Linked DNA regions of Homo sapiens: region 1 is linked to region 2. Evidence: chromatin loops called from intact Hi-C (ENCODE). Cell type or tissue: mucosa of descending colon. All regions are shown on one strand. Links, peaks and the distances in the headings refer to the core of each region. The heading gives the core; the rest is flanking DNA.

The links. A loop is a pair of places that touch in the nucleus more often than their neighbours do. Peaks named below come from ENCODE experiments on the same cell type or tissue, not always from the same donor. Only the 100,000 strongest peaks of a DNase experiment are listed, where the experiment ranks them.
Region 1: a loop joins it to region 2, with 12 times the contacts of the local background. A loop is called at or near these places in 1 of 110 quality-filtered maps.

What each region holds. Positions count from the first base shown.
Region 1 is chr13:99,919,069-99,928,692 of GRCh38, forward strand. All of the region lies in intron 1 of CLYBL-AS3 (CLYBL antisense RNA 3), which reads right to left. Among named protein-coding and RNA genes, the nearest start is that of CLYBL-AS3, 33 kb to the right of the region's middle. In mucosa of descending colon, for the core only: no CTCF peak of the experiment used is centred there; a DNase peak (open chromatin) is centred at 4,123.
Region 2 is chr13:99,991,339-100,000,962 of GRCh38, forward strand. LINC00554 (long intergenic non-protein coding RNA 554) reads right to left here and starts at 6,571. Exons shown (of 1, transcript NR_047483.1): 1 at 3,561-6,571. RefSeq lists an enhancer at 6,182-7,127. In mucosa of descending colon, for the core only: no CTCF peak of the experiment used is centred there; no DNase peak of the experiment used is centred there.

The DNA.
Region 1 (9,624 bases), core at 2,958-5,457, 74 kb before region 2:
GAGGTTGCAGTGAGCCAACATTGTGCCACTGCACTCCAGCCTGGGCGACAGAGCGAGACTCCGTCTCAAAAACAAACAAACAAAAACCAAATATGACAAACGGGGCAGGCAAATTCCCATGACTTCCTGACTAATAGAGCACCCCCAAAATACTGTCACCTTCCAGACCCTGCCCAACCTCCAAACACACAGAGTCCTCATGTTCCGTGACCAAACAGGCCACCCAGGGTTAGTCTGATCACCAGATGCTCAGGTTACAGCATTCTGCTCTCAGCAATTCCATAATTCTGGCAAGCTAAAAAGCATGTCACTCATTTAGAATTAATTTATGATTCAGATATGTATATGAATGACTTCAACAAAATGTTGGCAACTGTCTCCTGCACTTCAACTGTCCATATCAAAGGCTCAATCACTGAATTCTTCAGTATTCTTCTAACCCACATCACAATTTTGTGAGAAAAAACTGTCTTTCTTCATTTTTCCAGTAAACCAAGCTGATAGCCCAAAATGTCAAAGTCAGGTTTCTAAATAGCATCAAAACTTTCTTCCTTCCTTCCTGTCTGAACAACCTGATCCTAGACACAGCCCTGACCCCTCACTTTCTAGTCAATACTTCCTTTCAAAAATATCTCACTTCCAAGAGAACGAGGTTGCTGCTCAGCCATGAGGAACTATAAGCGCATGTTTCTTTTTCTTTTTTTTTTTTTTTTTGAGACAGAGTCTCGCTCTGTCTGTCGCCCAGGCTGGAGTACAGTGGTGCGATCTCGGCTCACTGCAACCTCTGCCTACCAGGTTCAAGCGATTCTCCTGCTTCAGCCTCCTGAGTAGATGGGACTACAGGTGTGCACCACCACGCCTGGCTAATTTTTTGTATTTTTAGTAGAGATGGGATTTCACCATGTTGGCCAGGCTGGTCTCGAACTCCTGACCTCGTGATCCACCTGCCTTAGCCTCCCAAAGTGCTGGGATTACAGGCGTGAGCCACCATGCCCAGCCTAAATGCATGGTTCTTAAATGTGTAAGTATAGTGTTACTAGACAGAAGGCCATGTGAAATAAGAAATGTGAGGTTGAGAAGGATGAGAAGAGAGCCCCAAGGTTTGCGAATTTCACTTTGCTACCCAGGAAAAATTACAAGCCCACAAAGACGTTTTATCTTAAAACCTACCACTAGTAACTCTAAAATAGCATTAATTTTTCTTAGAATATTTCCAACTGTCGTTAGAAAGGTCTTCCATCTGGGCGCTCCTTGAAAGCATGGCTCCTTGAAAGCAATGTCCGCGTTACGGGGCATTGGAGAATATTTAGACCAAGATGAGCGACTTCCTTCCTAATGAAACTGACAACCAGACTGAGTTCAGGATCACTTTACTCAAAGGATATAATCTCGGTAAATCCTTTAAGAAAGCAGTCATATCACGTTTTTATGTATTTTTGAAGTAGGAGGAAATGTTTGAATAAATACCTGAAAATCACTCATGTTGAAACCTATTTTTAAGCTAATATCTGGAGTTACAAAAAACGATATGATAGGATCCCCCAAATTTTAAAAATATAAAATGTTAAATTTTCTTTTCAGAACAACAAAATAATGTGTGGATTTACAAGTCGCAAATTTTTTAAAATCATTTTTTGTTGTTTTTTTTGTTTTGTTTCGTTTTTTTTGAGACGGAGTCTCGCTCTGTAGCCCGGGCTGGAGTGCAGTGGTGCCATCTCGGCTCACTGCAGGCTCCGCCTCCTGGGTTCATGCCATTCTCCTGCCTCAGCCTCCCAAGTAGCTGGGACTACAGGCGCCCGCCACCGTGCCCGGCTAATTTTTTTTTTTTTTTGGTATTTTTTTTTAGTAGAGATGGGGTTTCACCGTGTTAGCCAGGATGGCCTCGATCTCCTTGACCTCATGATCCGCCCACCTCGGCCTCCCAAAGTGCTGGGATTACAGGCGTGAGCCACCACGCCCGGCTTTAACCTTGTTTTTCTTTTTTTTTATTATTATACTTTAAGTTTTAGGGTACATGTGCACAACGTGCAGGTTAGTTACATATGTATACATGTGCCATGTTGGTGTGCTGCACCCAGTAACTCGTCATTTAACATTAGGTGTACCTCCAAATGCTATCCCTCCCCCCTCCCCCCTCCCCCCAATCTTGTTTTTCAAATATTTGCCAAGTTGAAAGAAGATGAAAGGCTGAGCTCCTGTCTGCAGCCATTATAATAGCATATTTTACTATTATTATTCCTAACCTTAAGCATGTACCAACTTTCAAGGGAGAGAGGAAAACGTTTGGGGAAAAAAAAAAAAAAATATATATATATATATATATACACACACACACACATATATATACACACATATATATATACACATATATATATATACAGTAGAGATTTGCAGGATGAAAATAAACACTTCTATAACCACACCTCGAAACCAATGTCTTATTCGAGTCATATATAATAAATATCATACTGTTTTCACTTGATTTGGATATCCAGACCCCAATTTTTCAAGGACCTGAAAAATTATGTATTAATAATACTAACAGTTAACAATATTCCTTATTTTGTCAATGGAAACCATTCGCATTGAGATGCTGGTGATGTTTGTTTTCATTTCCTATAATTTTAATGGCAAAAGTTTGTCCACAGTGTTAAGTTTCCTTCTCCTTTGGTATCTTTCGTTTACTTGAGTTTAAAAGTTTTACTTTTTACTCATGAGTTTTGTTGTTGTTGTTGTTTGTTTGTTTGCTTGTTTTTGAGATGGAGTTTCCCTTTGTCGCCCAGGCTGGAGTGCAGTGGTGCAATCTCGGCTCACTGCAACCTCCACCTCTCGGGTTCAAGCCATTCTCCTGACTCAGCCTCCTGAGGAGCTGTGATTACAGGTGCCCGCCACCACGCCTGGCTAATTTTGTATTTTCAGTAGAGACAGAGTTTCACCATGTTGGCCAGGCTGGTCTTGAACTCCTGAGCTCAGGTGATCCACCCACCTCGGCCTCCCAAAGTGTTGGGATTACAGGCATGAGCCACTGCACCTGGCCTGTTTGGCCATCTCTAAGTAAATAAGAAGTGTTTCCTACTTGACACTAACCTAAAACATTTTCCAACACTGGATTTTCCAAGCTTCATAACCATCAATTTGCAAATAAATCCCCCAACAATCCCATGAGGAAAAAGCCACAGGGACACATGGAAAATGACAGATATGGCGGGAGACTCGGCAGAACGGAGGTCTGCAGGAACCCCTGCTGATGGCTCTTCATTAGCCAACAGATTTTCCTCTTCAAACATAAATGCAGCGCAGGAAAACGAAGTTGAGAAATAATTGTGTATTGAATGGTATGGTGGGTTCCTAGACTCTGGCAGGACCCGAACCCCAGTGATGTCATGTTGTTCCTTGGTTGAGTAAGCTGCGTGTCACCTCCTCTTTGAAGCCTTCCCTGACCACCCTCCCCAGCCACTGCTTTGTGCTCCCACTGGACCCCGTGCAGCCTTCGCTTACAGAACCCGTGAACTGTCCGCACTCATTGGCTTCTATATTTGAATCCCTGGCTATAGAGCAAACACCTTGAGAGTGGCAGTGAGCGTCTCTGTCACTCCCCATCCACTGCCACTCCTGGTCGTCCTTGTAGAGAATGTTGAATGAACAGAAGCTTGGGTTCTCCAGAATCCTTGTTTTGCTCTCTAAATCCCATTTAGCACATTTAGCCTCGAGCTACTTGCCATTTCCAACAAGGATGAATCAAGCCTTTGGATTTTCTAACAAAGACGTGTATGGTGGGAAATACAGGCCATTGATACCCAACATCAGGGAGGAAGCCAGGAGTGAAGAAGAGCGTGGGCGTGCTGGGAGAGGGTGGAAAGTGGGCAGATGGGAGGAGGCAATGCTGAAGATGTCACTGGAGTGAGTGGAAGTCGTGCAAAGGTATGGGGAAGCCACATGGGGATCGGAGAGGGAGTGGGGGATGTTTCCCCCTGTTGCAGCTGGTGCTTCAGGCACACAGGTGTTGGTCCTGAACAACCCATACCCAGGCCGTCTGGGGCCTTCCCTTCTGCCCCGGCCTGCCTGGTCTCTGCTGCCAGAGCAAGGTCTGCAGCTTCCGATCTCCCCGCCTTTCCCAAATATGCACGCCCTGTACCGCCGTCCCAGGCTCCGTGCCAGGCGGCAGCAGCCACTGTGCTCACACTCATGTGTCGTGTCTCTCCTCCCAGGTAACTTGTTTCCGTGTTAACAGGTAATCTTCCTGCTGAGGATGTCAGGCAACATGCCAACCTGGGAACGACCACCTTTGGGGCCAGATGGACATTTTGGTGCCCATGCAATCCCATTGCCAAGGTTACCACCTGTCTTCAAATAGGGCCCACCCAACAGAGTGAAGAATCTAGCGAGCGACCACTTGGTCCTACACACTCGAAGTATGAGTTCCTTAACAGAGGGACAATTATTCAGACTGGTGTCTTTTGTTTAGAGATGGACTCTTTAATGATGCCCTTACAGCCAGCCTCCCTCAATAAGTTACCACTTCGCACCCATTCGGGTGGCTATTTTCAGAAAAATGAAAAATAAGTGTTGGCAAGGATGTGGAGAAATTGGAACCTTTGTGCACTACTGGCCAGAATGTAAAATGGTGCAGCTAGGCACACAGTGGCTCATGCCTGTATTCCCAGCACTTTAGGAGGCCAGGGTGGGAGGATCACTTGAAGCCAGGAGTTCAAGACCAGCCCAGGCAACATAACAAGACCCGTGTCTCAAAAAAAAAAAAAAAAAAAAAAAGCTGCAGCTGCTTTGGAGAATAGTATGGCAGCTCCTCAAAAAATTAAACATAGAATTACCATATAATCTAGCAATTCTACCTCTGAGAATATACTCAAAATAACCGAAAGCAGGGACTCAAACAGATATCTGTACACCCACGTTCATAGCAACATTATTCACAGTAGCCAAAAGGTAGAAGCAACCCAGGTGTCTATTGATGGATGGAGAAACAAAATGTGGTATACACATACAATGGAATATTATACAGCCTTAAAAAGGAAGGAAGTTCTGATGCACACTACAACACAGATGAGCCTTGATTGAAGACATGATGCTATGGGAAGCAAGCCAGGCACAAAAGGACAGAGACTGTATGATTCGAGTTATATGAGGTAACTATAGTAGGCAGATTCATAGAGACAGAAAGTAAGATCGTGGCTGCCAGGAGCTGGAGGAAGAATGAATGGCAGTTGTTGTTTAAAGGGAACAGAGCTTCAGTTTGGGATCATAAAAAACTTCTGGAAACAGATAGTGAGGATGGTTGCTCAACAGTGTGAATGTACGCAATGGCAATGAACTGTACTCTTAAAAATGGTTAAACTGGGTTTTGTTTGGGGTTGGTTGGTTTGTTTTGAAACAGTCTCACTTTGTCGCCCAGGCTGAACTGCAGTGGTATGATCTCAGCTCACTGCAGCCTCAACTTCCAGGCTCAGGTGATCCTCCTGCCTCAGCCTCCAAAGTAGCTAGGACTACAGGTACACACTATCATGCCTGGCTAATTTTTCTATTTTTTTATAGAGATGGCATTTCACTATGTTGCTCAGGCTGGTCTCAAACTCCTGGAGTCAAGCAAGTCACCTGCTTCGGCCTCCCAAAGTGCTGGGATTACAGGTATGAGCCACCACACCTGTTCTAAACTGGTGATTTTTATGTTATGCTTTTTTTTTTTCTTTTTTTTTTTTTTTTTTTTTGAGTGGCTCACTGCAGCCTTGACCTCCTGGGCTCAGGTGATCCTCCCACCTCGGCCTCCCAAGTAGCTGAGACCACAGGCATGCACCACCATGCTTGGCTAATTTTTTTTATTTATTTTAGAGATAAGGTCTCACTATGTTGCCCAGGCTGATCTCGAACTCCTGGACTCAAGCGATCCTCCCACCTCAGTCTCTCAAAATGCTAGGGTTACAGGTGTAAACCACCATGCCTGGCCTGTTGCAAATATTTTATCACTGTAAAAAAAATTTTTAAACATCAATACCCCTTCTTTGCAGCCCTAAACCCAATTTGACTGTCCATGTGCCCTCCCAGAGCAATCATCTGGGGCCTGACACCCCACCCACAGCCCTCCAGGTGCCCTGCCTGCCTCTAGCATGGAGTGGGCCTCTCTGCCCCATGATTCTGGCCATCCCAGCTGGGGCTGTTGCCCATCTCTGGAGGGTTGAAACCTCAGCCTTCCCCACAGACCTCGCAGTGGCCTGGGCTTCTGCCTCTGTGGCCTGTGCTCGTGCTCCAACTCCAGCCCCTAAAGCCCAGGAGTAGACCTTATGAGACACTCAAACACAATTTCCATCTTCATCCTCCGATAATGCCCTAGACATGTGTTCAGTGCTTATTATGGGTTAGGCACAGTACTGAACCTCATTTAATTCTCACAACAATCCAACAAACTAGTTCTTATTGTTACCATCATCCCATTTTACAGATGAAAAACCCGAGGCTTGGAGACTCAGTAATTTGCCCAAGGTCCCAAAGCCAGGAAGGGGCCAATTCAGGATATGAAACGAGCATTCTCTTTCATGGCCCATGTTCAGCTAGGGTCCCACACCATGAGAAATCATTCATAAACTTAAATCCTGACGGGATCATCTTAATGCTTGCCCCCACTGATGCTAACATGCATATTTAGGAGAAAAGAGAAAATGTTTGCTATACTCTGGCTAGTGCTCACTCCTGAAAAAGAGATTGCAGAAGACGAGATGCAAACTAGAAGTCCCAATCTGTATAGAAATAACAAGTCCCCACATGACCAGATCATAATAGCCCACTCTAGGAAATTCCAAGGCTACAGGCTCAAAGCTGATTATTTCTGAGTTTTCAACAACAGCTTCATCGGCCTGTTAGCCTGAAACCCCAGCATCTAATTTGTGATCTTAGGAAAGCTTGTTAGGAAAGCTAGTTAGAGGAAAGCAGCAAGTACAATCCAACTCCGGTCTTTCCCAAACACAGATCGGTGTGACCCAGCTGCCTCACCGGCGAGCAGGCAGCACGCAGGTGTTTAATTTGGAATTTGATAGCTGCCTAAATTTCAAGGTCTCCTGTAGGTGCACAAAAAGTACTCAATGGCCACTGGCAGAAATTCTTAGAAAAACAACCCTCCCCGTTGTTGGAATCACAACCGCCACTTTCACTCCCCGCCTCCCTGTCGGTGAAGAGGCTGTTTCGGCTTGAATTACGGGGGCCCGTGTGGACTACCTGCGGTACCAATACGCCTGTGACAATGGATACCCTTTTGCCGGCCATCCGGTGTTATTTCAGACACTGTTGGACAGATGGGCTGTGTTCCGAGTGGGGAAGAGTGGAAATGTTTTATAGGGCTTGTCAGCTCACTGCACACAAAATGTGTTCTGCCGCGTTTCCAGGATGGGGGCTGAATTGGGGCAGAAGGCTTCTGGATATGAAAAATGGTTTCTTCCCTGGCGTCTTCTCTGTGGTCTCTGGGCCTGGGCATCACTGTGGGGGTCTGTTTTCCGCTGGGTCCCCGCACAGCCCGCGTCTCTGCCTTGTGCTGGGCATGTGTTTGCAGCTTGGCGGCTGTTGGACACAAGACATCCATTCTCGTACTGACACAGCCCAGTGACTCACGCGGGCTGGACGAGGAAGCACAGAGCATTTGACAAGCAGAAACAACTGAATTCCTTTTGGACCGGTGAGGAAATGATACCCCAATGGGCTTATCTCACCATTTGGTTTGAAGTGGGGAGCCCCCACGAGCTCACCATGGGAGGCCACCCGCATATCATCCCAGCCAGCCACCATCATTAATTCTAAGCAGAAGAGGAGCCAGGCAGGTGTTCAGGGAGCGGCAGGAAGAGGTGTAAGGAGATGATTGTTTTGAGACCATACTGGATGTGAAAAAAATAAATCATTCAAACCAAAGACTTGAAGGGAGAGGCAGTCTCATTTGCAGTCAGGAGCATAGGCTTTGGATTCAGACAGAACTGTGTCCAGAGCCCAGCTCCGCCACTTATGCTATGGCCAAGCTACGTAACTAAGCCTCTGTTTCCATTTCTGCAAAATGGGGGCAAAAACAAGACTCCTAACTGATGAGGCTGTTTCAGGAATGAATGGACGATTGTATATAGCACATGTATGTATAAAGCCTGGCATAAACAATTAATGATAGGTATTAATCATAATAGTATTTTTTTTGTAGAGATGGAGTCTCACTCTGTCACCCAGAGTGGAGTGCAGTGGCATGATGGTAGTTCACTGCAGCCTCCAACTCTTGAGCTCAAGCAATCCTCCCACCTCATCCTCCCAAAGCGCTGAGATTACAGGCATAAACCACCATGTCTGGCCAATAATAGTACAGTTTATTTTATTTTTTTGATAAAATAAAATAAAATGGGGTCTCACTCTGTCACCCAGGCTGGAGTGCAGTGGCATGATCATGGCTCACTGCAGCCTCAGCCTCCTTGGCTCAAGTGATCCTCCCACCCCAGCTACCCCAGCCTCCCAAGTAGCTGGTACCACAGGTGTATGTCACCATGCCCAGCTAATTTTTTGTATTTTTGGTAGAGATGGAGTTTCACTATGTTGCCCAGGCTGGTTTTGAACTCCTAGGCTCAAGCAATCCTCCCGCCTCAGCCTCCCAAAGTGCTAGGATTACAGGTGTGAGCCACCACACCCAGCCCAATAGAAGTACATTTTATTTATTTATTTATTTATTTTTGAGACAGGATCTTGCTCTGTCGCCCAAGCTGGAGTACAGTGGCGCCATCTCAGCTCACTGCAACCTCCACCTCCCAGATTCTCCTGCCTCAGCCTCTGAAGTAGGTGGGACTACAGGCACGTGCCACCACTCCCAGCTTATTTTTGTATTTTTAGCTGAGACGGGGTTTTGCCATGTCCTGCCATGCTGGTCTCGAACTCCTGACCTCAAGTGATCCGCCCACCTCAGCCTCCCAAAGTGCTGGGATTACAGGTGTGAGCCACCGTGCCCAGCCTAATAGTACATTTTAAATAGAAGGAAATGAACTTTTCGTTTGTCCATTGTGCAGACAGGTAACACAGAATTCACATTGCGATAGCAAACCTAGCTCCTAAAACAGTGTGGAATCAAAACAAAGGACAGGAGGAATAAGTCCAAGTGCTGTGCTGAAGAGCACAGTGTCCATAGTCAACAGCAACCACCGCAGCCCTAAAAATCACTACGAGAGTAGATTTCAAGTGTCCTCACCACAAAAACTGATGACTATGTATTAGCCAATTTAACCATTCCTCAGTGTATACGTATTTCAGAACATTGTGCTGTACATGATGAATATATATAATTTTTGTCAAAAATAAATTTTTAAAAAACAAAACTTGATGACACCTACTGCCTCAAAACAGACTCTCACCAAGCCCCCCATGACTGTGGCCACCTGCATCAGAATACAGGTACCTGTGACACAAGGTGAGTTAGAGAACCATCTAGGGCTTCCAGGTGCCAGGACCTCACCAGACTCATTTTATTATTTTTTTTTTTTTTTGAGATAGCTCTCACACAGGCTGGAGCTAATTTTTTTTTCTTTTTCTTTTGAGAAACAGGGTCTCCCTATGTTGCCAGGCTGATCTCAAACTCCTGGCCTCAAGGGATCCTCCTGCCTTAGC
Region 2 (9,624 bases), core at 4,253-6,752:
TCCCCTGAACCTGGCCTCAACCTCTGCCTTTCCCAACCTCCCGGGCTAGGTTTATCTCTGTCCTAAAGGCCAAGCCGGTGGCCCTGGGGAGCAGAAGGGAGCTCAGAGCTGCTGGAGAAGGTGGGGGGTAGAAATAATAATAATGTCAGAGATAATCATCGCAGTTAACGCTCAGCGACTGGGCTGCTCCGCGGAGGCCGGCGGAGGCCTACAGAGGCTCCTGACTGGCAGAACTGGAGGTGTGGGTGTGGTTCCCTTTTCACCCCGGCTCTTATGTTGCCAGTCTCCCCCCTACCACCAGGCAAAGCCCCCCTAAACTTAGGGTCTGGAACAAGGCCGAGCCAGCGAGGGCCTGCCAGGAGCTGCGCTGGAGCCTCTCGCTGCATCCAGAGCTGGTTCTTGTTCTTTTCTCTCTCTTGGCCCACTGGGCCCACAGTGGTTAGGTGGCCGAGTGTGGTTTCCCGAAACTCTTTGGAGTCGCCTGGGTCTGCGTGCCCCTGGCCCCGTCCTCACCCCCGGGCTCGTCCCCCAGCCTCCGCCGGCCCGCCTGTGAATGGTGGATTTAATGAGCGTTTGTGTGGCGTTGGCCGGCGGTTCTGAAGATGCGCTGACCTGGAGGGAGGGCGCGAAAGGTCAGGCGCATGCCGGGCCCAACTTGGGCTCCTCCCAGGCCCACGCTGCTCCGATATTGATCCTGGGAGAAAGATAAACAGAAAAGCTGGACATTCAGTCATGAATACTAATGAGCCAGGGTAGGGGTTTTAATTGCTGTGGACTTCCTTTCTCCAGTTAATCCTTATTGCAAACTTCGCTGGAGTCAGCTTTCTCGGGCCTCCCGCCTCCTTGTATTTTCCTGTGAAATACCCAGGCGAAAGAGACCCGTGACAACTTGACTTTCTCCTCTTCGAGAGGCCCGTGTGAGCTCGAGAGCCCACAGCCCGTGTTTCCAGTGTGACTCTGTTTACTAATTATGGAAATATAGGGATCCTATAAAATAAATTGTTTCAATATGGCTTTGGCGAGTCTGCTTCTTGACTTCTTCACCCTTATTGTTTCAAAGACTTCGTGTGTCCTTGGCCTTTAAACTTCCTCTTGACAATTTCATCTTTTCTCCCGCCACGGAGCTCCTTTCTACTCCAAACGGTGCATTTTTTCCCCAAATGTTCACGTTTCTCAAGTCTCCAGGACTTGGCACTGGCTTTGCCAACCGCAGTGTCTAAGTATTTCAACCTAGCAGTGAATTCTTAGGCAAGCTAATTTACCACGTTACACAAATTTTGTGGTTTCTTTGGTACCTACAAGCAACATTGTAATATGAGACAGGAATCTAAAAGAATTGTCAGAAAGATTTCTGCCTCCATTCTTGATATGCATTTGATAACTTACGTATAATCACTTTTATAAAAATAAAGCCATTCTTGAGTGAGCTTTTTCTTGAAACTGCATTAAGTCGACTGTAAATTCTATAAAGCAGTTTTGGCTGTGTGATCAGGAGAGAAATATATAAGCCCATTTTTGTGACAGACTAGGTAGAAATGCGTTGAAACCCAAGCCAGAAAAAAAAAATCAGTTGTGCTAGAGAAATTTCCATTATTCTGATCCTTAAAGTTTTGAACAAAATAAGCCTGTATTTCACTTCATTGTCAATAGGTCCCAGCATTGAAATCTCCTGAGGATTCTGTTTCACTTACACTTTTCAGTCCAAACTTTTTTTTCTTTGCACAATGATTTATTATGTAGGTAATTTTAGGGGATGCAGTTTACAGCTTGAATTATTAGACTGAACACCTCTGGCTGACACCACGACGCCTTTTTTTTTTCTGCCTGCAGCTGTGAGTCACAACCCCATTTTCATACCCAACCGCTGCACATTCCTTCACAATGTATACTTCCTTCTTGCAAAGATCAAACATGCTTTGGTCAAAGTGTTTATTTTAAAATACAGGAAAATTAAAACTAAACACAGCTCTACTGAAAAATCCCCAAATGTATCATATTTTCCTCCTCCTGTGCCCACAAAAAAATTAACAAATTGCACCACTTTCTGGGGTAAAAAAAATGAATTGAAGGAGAACACACAGACACATAGAGACATAGTGTTCATTTTAGTGTTGAAACACACCAGAAAACTTCCCACTTCCATTCATATTTGGATTCCTGTTTGGATGTCTAGTTTTTACTATAAAAAATATCACAAACCAAACAACAACAACAATGTATCATTAAAAAGATGCTGACAGTTATGTATTTTATTCACCAACCTACACACTCCTCATTCCTACTTCATTTTTCCCCTCCTAGTGTTTTTCTTGTAATTATATCTTTCAGATTGTAACTTTCAGGGGAGAAGTATATTTTGAAATATTTTCTAAATAGAAAACAAAAGGTCTCAGTAACTCAGAAATAAGTTAACAATTCCTAAGCATCTCTGTGGGTCTTTGGCATGTGTGTGTGTTTTCTTTTTCCTTTCAAATTAAGATGAAAAAATTATAAGGGAGAATCACTCCATCTCAGCACCTAAATCCTGTAAAGTGGACTTTAACTGCAGATTTTGGTGGACAAGCTGCCCTTCTGCAGCACACTCTCTAACTGCATATTTCAGCTTCTCGATGCTCCCACTTGAAAGAGACATAGACCTCAGCCACCTCCTCTCTGAGGCAATTTACTCAGCTTCTCCAATCACACAGTTCTTTAACGGGGCAGAAATTGTTGGGTTGTTTTTAATCAAGTTTGGAAGCTGAATCTCTTTCCCCTGATGACTGTGCCCAGGGGTGGATCCGGCTGAATGTCTGGCGCTGCGGGCAGCGGGCTTGGCCACCCGTTTTTCAGACACAACACCAGAGAATGGCACTGAAATAATCGCGTGTAGCAGAAATGTTTAAAAACATTAACCTCTCTTATTTTCTATACTTGTGAATTAAAAGGCAAAAGAAGCTGAAAGGAAATCTGAAATGATACTCATTTACCTACTGAAGGCAGACCAAGAAACTGTAAAGATGCTTGATGCTTTGAAAATGTACTCTGTAAAATCTTTCAAATTAGATGCTGCTTAAGATCAATGGCAGTAAAAATATTTTTATGGTTTGATTGGTTAAAACATTTTTAGATATTAGTGATGATAAATTAACAGATCAGAAGTTTCTTTCTAGGAACAATTTGGGAGGGATATAGAAAGTAATCTAGTAATCTAATAATACTCTTCCTATTGTTTAAAGGGAGACAAATTATAGTACATACTATGTGGACTTTTTTAAACTTTAGATCAATAAAAATATTTGGCTTTCATATACTATTGAAAATTCTTTGCGAAAGTGGAGAATCAAGGATTTTAAAGACCAAGAACAAAACAAAGAATCAGATTACAGTCTTCCTCTAAAATACACTTCTTCCTTTGCTGGGTTTTCAAATGATATCATTGGTGATTCTTTGTTTATTTGAACAATCTCTTGAAATTAAAATGGATTGAATATTTCCCTCTAGGTAGTTCAACTTCAGACACACAAATATTTCTAAAAGTTCTAAATGTAAATCAAAGACTTTATAAAGCTTCAGCAACAACATTTCATATCATGGCAAAACCAATTTTATTGTGACATTCCTCTCATATCTGGCAGATTATCAGACACATCAAAAATTCTCACCTTGAAAATGCACTCTTCCAAAAATCATATACATTGGAGAAACTAATTTTTATAATGTGTAATTTGTGGTTTATTATCTCATTTCTGTTTTTAAATCCAAGTGAATTAATTTAAAAAGTAAATTTGGATTAGAGGGGAGACATTAGTGAAAAGTCTTATGTATTAATCAAATTCTTCTCAACTACCTCCAGTATGCACACACATCATTCACACACACCCTTCTTGAGAAGAAAAAAAATGTTCCAGCTGAAGAGAACAGTCATATCAGCCATTTGGCTTCAAATGCCTTATACAAAAGTTTAAAATAGCTATTTTGTAATATGGCAAAACTATCGTTTAATGTTTCAGGGTAACATTTTTCTAAATCTTCATGTGATAATTTACTTATTCAAAAATGTAACAAATGATTGACTTTATTGGGCAAAATATTGCTCTACATATTTGTTAAAGTAGATATCTCACATAGGGTGCCATTGTAACTTATGTAAGTCTCTTTTCCGTACAATTGTGTTCACTTGTAGGTAATCTACTATTCTCTTGTGCCTCCAACATTGTTGCACTTGAAAGTTGAATGTTGAGGACTCAAGGTTGGAAACCAAATCGAGTGCCTTGTGTGGAAGCAAAAGATGTTTTCCTCTGACAGATGCTACTTTGGGTGTCTTTTCTGCTAAGCAGATCTCCGCGTTAAATTAGCCTAATCATTTGCCTCTCTGTTTTTTCTAAAGGTCTGTGGTCCAAGTAGCAGTCATTCCTGCAATAGACGATAGGTTCTGTTCGGTAGCGGGAATGTCCTGTTTCTTTGCTTTAAGTTTCACTTTGTGATTAAAATGCAATAAAATAAGTCTGGAAAATCATTTTTAAGAGAACACTTTCAAGAAGCACTTCCTTTCCTAGTGCCAGACAACGGTGCTCCCCAACCACTTGGCTGGAACGCTTGCTTTCGATTTGTTTGTTTCGCGCATTTCCCTAAAGAGCCGGGCTCTTTGCGCTGTTTTAATTCTGCTTTAAAAATGCATCGCTTCTGCCCTGAATCCTTCTCTGAAACAAATTCCTATCGAAAGTGTATCAGATTCGTTCCAAATATGGGATATGGATCAATATTCCCATGCTACAAATATTTTTTAAATTGTTTTTGTCGTAGGAGTCCACACTTTTGCAATATATTTTTAATTGAAGTAGGGTTGCCTGTTATTTCTCATGATACACAAAAAAGTAGCAATTACCGTCTGCTTAGTCCTTCCTTTATTATTATTTTTAGCCCGTGTATCATTACCTAACTGGTATGCGTTCTTCTGCCCAGCTCCTGATGATCTAGTTGAATTCTAGACATTGTGCCAAGAAGTGTATTTGAAGCAGATAAGTACGTATAATACAAATGCGTCTTGTTAGACCTGATGGATGCTATTTTTCTTTTAATAGGTTTGTAGCAAACTAACACAATAACACAATGTATTCCTTTTCAAGATACATTGTTGAAACAGGTCTATTAAGAGCGCGTTGAGCTATTTCTCGCTTCCATTGAACAGTCTGTTGCTCAAACACAACAGCCAACAAACGCCAGCTGCCTCAACAAAAGTAGAAACCTAACCCTTTTATGTAATGTTTTAACAGAAAGGGTAGCTCTGTTTAATTAAAAACATTGATGATTCAGTGAAACAATAGAAACTCAAGTTCAAGTGGTGCTCTATTGATTTAAGATGATTTTTTACTAGCAATGGGTATAATTCATTTTTTTTCCAGTTCTCTCTTGTGTAAAGGGGTTCCTTCTGGGGGCATTATTTGGGTGAATAGGAAAAGACAGAGATGGCTATTGCCTTAGAAACCTGATTAACGTATATTGCTTTGAGGGTAAGGTGTTTAATTTATAAGTGCACCCCATATTTTTTGTCAGTTTATTCGCGGTGGGGAAGCTTTGAAAGTAGCTCCTCTCAGCAGGTTAAAAAGTGAAGTCTGCGTCCTGGCATTTAAATGTCTTTGTTATTGTGTCAGGCAAGTTGTTGAAAACTGCATGCCCGGAATATTAAGGTTGGGCGGCTAGAGGAGGCAAGTTGTGTGTGTGTGTGTGTGTGTGTGTGTGTGTGTGTGTGTGCGCGCGCGCGCCCCTGGGCGCAGGGCTGTGTGTGCGAGGACAATTATTTTCATCAGCTGCTTGCTAGCCCGCGCCCGACTGCTCCTCTTTGCAGAACCGACGGGCTTTCAACTCTGGAAGTGAAGCAGGACGAATTCCTCCATGGAGACTCCCTCCTTGGGAACGTCGAACTCTCTCTGCCTTGGGGAGTGGGGCTCGATAAAGGGTACCTAGGTCGCACCCTGGCAGGGGAGCACTAGAGGGCCGCGAGGTCCCGGGTTTCGCCATCCTGAGACCCCCGCGCGGATGGCCCAGGAGGGGCGCGGCGGCCCTGAGTCAAGGTGGGCGGGGGCAGGTGCTTCCCTCCACCGCGTTGTCCTATGCCGGCGCGGTCCCCACCGCCCGACCTAGCCCGGCGCCGGCCGAGCACGGCGGCCGCGCTTCGCACTCCTTCCTCCCACCGGGTCCGCAGGCCCGGCTTCACGATTCCCGGGCCCTCGGGCATGTGAGGGACTTGAGTGAATGCAGCTCCCTCAACTCACTCCCGCAAAACCACAGCCAAGAGGGCCTTAAGTCAGAGAACCCGGCCTAGGAGCCTCCCCTAGAGCCTCGGCGCGGGCCCCTTCCCCTTCCCCACATCGGTCGGCCGAGGGAGCCTAGAGCCGGTGGGAGACGGGCAGCGGCCTCTCCTGATCCTTTCCTGCGGTCATACAAGTTCCTAGGGTGGGCCGAGGACAGAGCGCCTCAGGCATCGTCGGCTTCCCACGGCTGCGGCCCAGGCCCAGCCTGCGGCCTTGGAGCCATTCGCTCCAAGCCCCGACAGGCCGCGACCGCCTCGAGGGCCGCACTTCCGCCTGCTACCGACTTTCCGCGCACCCAGGGGTCAAAAGGCACGGCCCGCCTCTACCCACTTCCGGGGTCCGGCCTCCCCAGGTCCGGCTGGCCCCCACCCAGCCCAGGGCCCCTGTGGGTCCCGGAAGCCGGAGGACCGCTGAGACCGAGGCCTGGAGCCCGTCGCCCTCCGGGCCCACCTTGGCGGATGACAGTCGGGGAGGCCGAGGCCAGAAAGGGACCCGCGGGGGAAACGTCCACAGGGGCCCCTTAGGCCTACAGTGAATTATTTAAGCTGTTCCTGGTGTTTAAAGAGGTTTTTCAGTTTTTAAAGAATGTTGTAAAAAAATATCAGTCCTTGTTAACTCCCTCATTACATGCTTTTTTTCCCTCAGCTGAACAAGCTCTATTTCCTGAGTCGCAGGAGTAATGTAAGTGTTTAAACGTGTGTCAAGTGTCTTATAAATAATACAAATTCATACAGAAGAGGAGGAGATTTAACTGATACCTGAAGGACTTGGCATAGCCACATTTGCTGTGCGGTTGTTTTTGGACAGGGACGTGTGGTCGGGAAACCGCCCTGACAGCGCCTGGTGGGGCTCTGTCCTCAGCTCAGCCCTGTGAGTCTGTCCCCACCCCTGTCTAGGAAAGCCCAGGAGGAGTTTGACCAGTTCGTGAGAGACGGTCCAGTGGTCTGCAGTTTCTATACTAGAGCGTCTATACTCAACTCAGTATTTTGGAGTTCCTTTTCTTATTTTTTATTTTTATTTTTTGAGACGGAGGTCTCACTCTGTCGCCCAGACTGGAGTGTATATAGTGGCTCAATCTCGGCTCACCGCAACCTCTGCCTCCCTGGTTTAAATGATTCTCCTGCCTCAGCCTCCCGAGTTGTTGGAACTACAGGCACCCGACACCACACCTGGCTAACTTTTGTATTTTTAGAAGAGAGACGGTTTCACCATGTTGGCCAGGCTGGTCTAGAACTCCTCACCTCAGGTGATCCACCTGCCTCAGCCTCCCAAAATGCTGGGATTACTGGCGTGAGCCACCGTGCCCAGCCCTGGAGTTGTTTTTCTGTCTTTTCCTTTCAGCCTCCTATCCTTTCTCCATTTTTCCTTTCTGGTCTTTCTCCTTCAAAGTGTCTGCTGCTGTGACATTGCTATGACATCCCTCCCTCCTTGTTAGAATGAGGGTTAGTGCTGCTTCTGGCAAAAAAAGACAGTAAGAGGGTTGAGGTCTGGGCTTTAATTTGAGATCTGGGCCACAAAACCATTTGTATTCATTCTCGTCCCTAGAAAGCTAAAATAATAATAAGGAGGTTTGGCCATACATGGCTCACGCCTGTAATCCCAGGACTTTGGGAGGCCGAGGCAAGTGGATTGCCTAAGGTTGGGAGTTCGAGACCAGCCTGAGCAACATGGAGAAACTCCGTCCCTAACTAAAAATACGAAATTAGCTGGGCCTGGTGGTGCATGCCTGTAATCCCAGCTACTCCGGAGGCTGAGTCAGGAAAATCACTTGAACCTGGAAGGTGGAGGTTGCAGTGAGCCGAGATTGCACCATTGCACTCCAGCCTGGGCAACAAGAGCGAAACTCTGTCTCAAAAATAAGAAGAAGAGGAAGGAGGATGTTTTCTTCTGAGGAAGGTAAGTACAAAGTATTATTTTATAGTAAAATGGTGTATACTGTGTGGAAATTAGATTAAACTTCAGCAGTACTCCCCTGCTTTAGTTCATTGGATGATATTTTTCATATTGGTTGTCATTCTGAGAAAGATTTCTCTGGACATTCTATTTCTAGCTGTTTTAAAATGTCTAAACTAGAGGGAAATGTAGGAGTTTTCAATTATTAAAATAACCAAATGCTTTTATAAAGTCAGAACTATCTTGATTTTAAAACATCATGCTCATAGTATAATTATCGTCAGTGTAGTAACAAAAATTGACTGGATTGTGGACTTAAGGAACAGGTTACAAATTCACTTCCTAAGTGGTATTCCCCCAGCAATTTTTATTTTTTATTTTTTATTTTTTAATTAATTTATTTTGAGATGGAGTCTCACTCCGTCCCTAAGCTGGAGTACAGTGGCACAATCTCGACTCACTGAAACCTGTGACTCCCTCATTCAAGGAATTCTCCTGCCTCAGCCTCCCAAGTAGCTGGGATTACAAGCACAAGCCACCATGCCCAGCTAACTTTTGTATTTTTAATAGAGACGGGTTTTCACCATATTGGCCAGAATGGTCTCGATCTCCTGACCTCATCTTCTGCCTGCCTCGGCCTCCCAAAGTGCTGGGATTACAGGCATGAGCCACCGTGCCCGGCCACAACATTCTTAATGTAAGGGTTTGAAGCCTCTCTCAATCCTTGACCAACTGTTAAATTAGGCCTGATTGTTTTGCTGTATGCATTAGCGATGCTCTTGCCCTTCTTAAAATGATACCCCAGCCTTTAGTAAAACCCCATCCGGATATTTCTAAGGTGTTCAAGAGATGTCTTAGGTATTTTTTTTTCTTTTTTGAGTTGGAGTCTCACTCTCTTGCCCAGGCTAGAGTGCAGTGGCGCGATCTTAGCTCACTGCAACCTCCATCTCCCTGGGTCATGCAATTTCCAGCTAATTTTTGTATTTTTAGTAGAGACGGGGTTTCACCATGTTGGCCAGGCTGGTCTCAAACTCCTGGCCTCGATTGAGCCCTGCCTCGGCCTCCCAAAGTGCTGGTATTGCAGACGTGAACTACTGCGCCTGGCCATCTCAGGTATTTTCAGTAGCAAGTCTGTTAGACTACTAGACTTAGTATATAATAGCATATTGCATTTTAAACCTCTTCTTGGCCCAGGCACGGTGGCTCACGCCTGTGATCCTAGCACTTTGGGAGGCTGAGGTGGGTAGATTACCTGAGGTCAGGAGTTCGGGACCAGCCTGACCAATGTGGTGAAACCCCATCTCTACTAAAAATACAAAATTAGCTGAGCATGGTGGCACATGCCTGTAATCTCAGCTACTTGGGAGGCTGAGGCAGGAGAATTGCTTGAACCCAGGAGGCGGAGGTTGCAGTGAGCCGAGATCGCGCCATTGCACTCCAG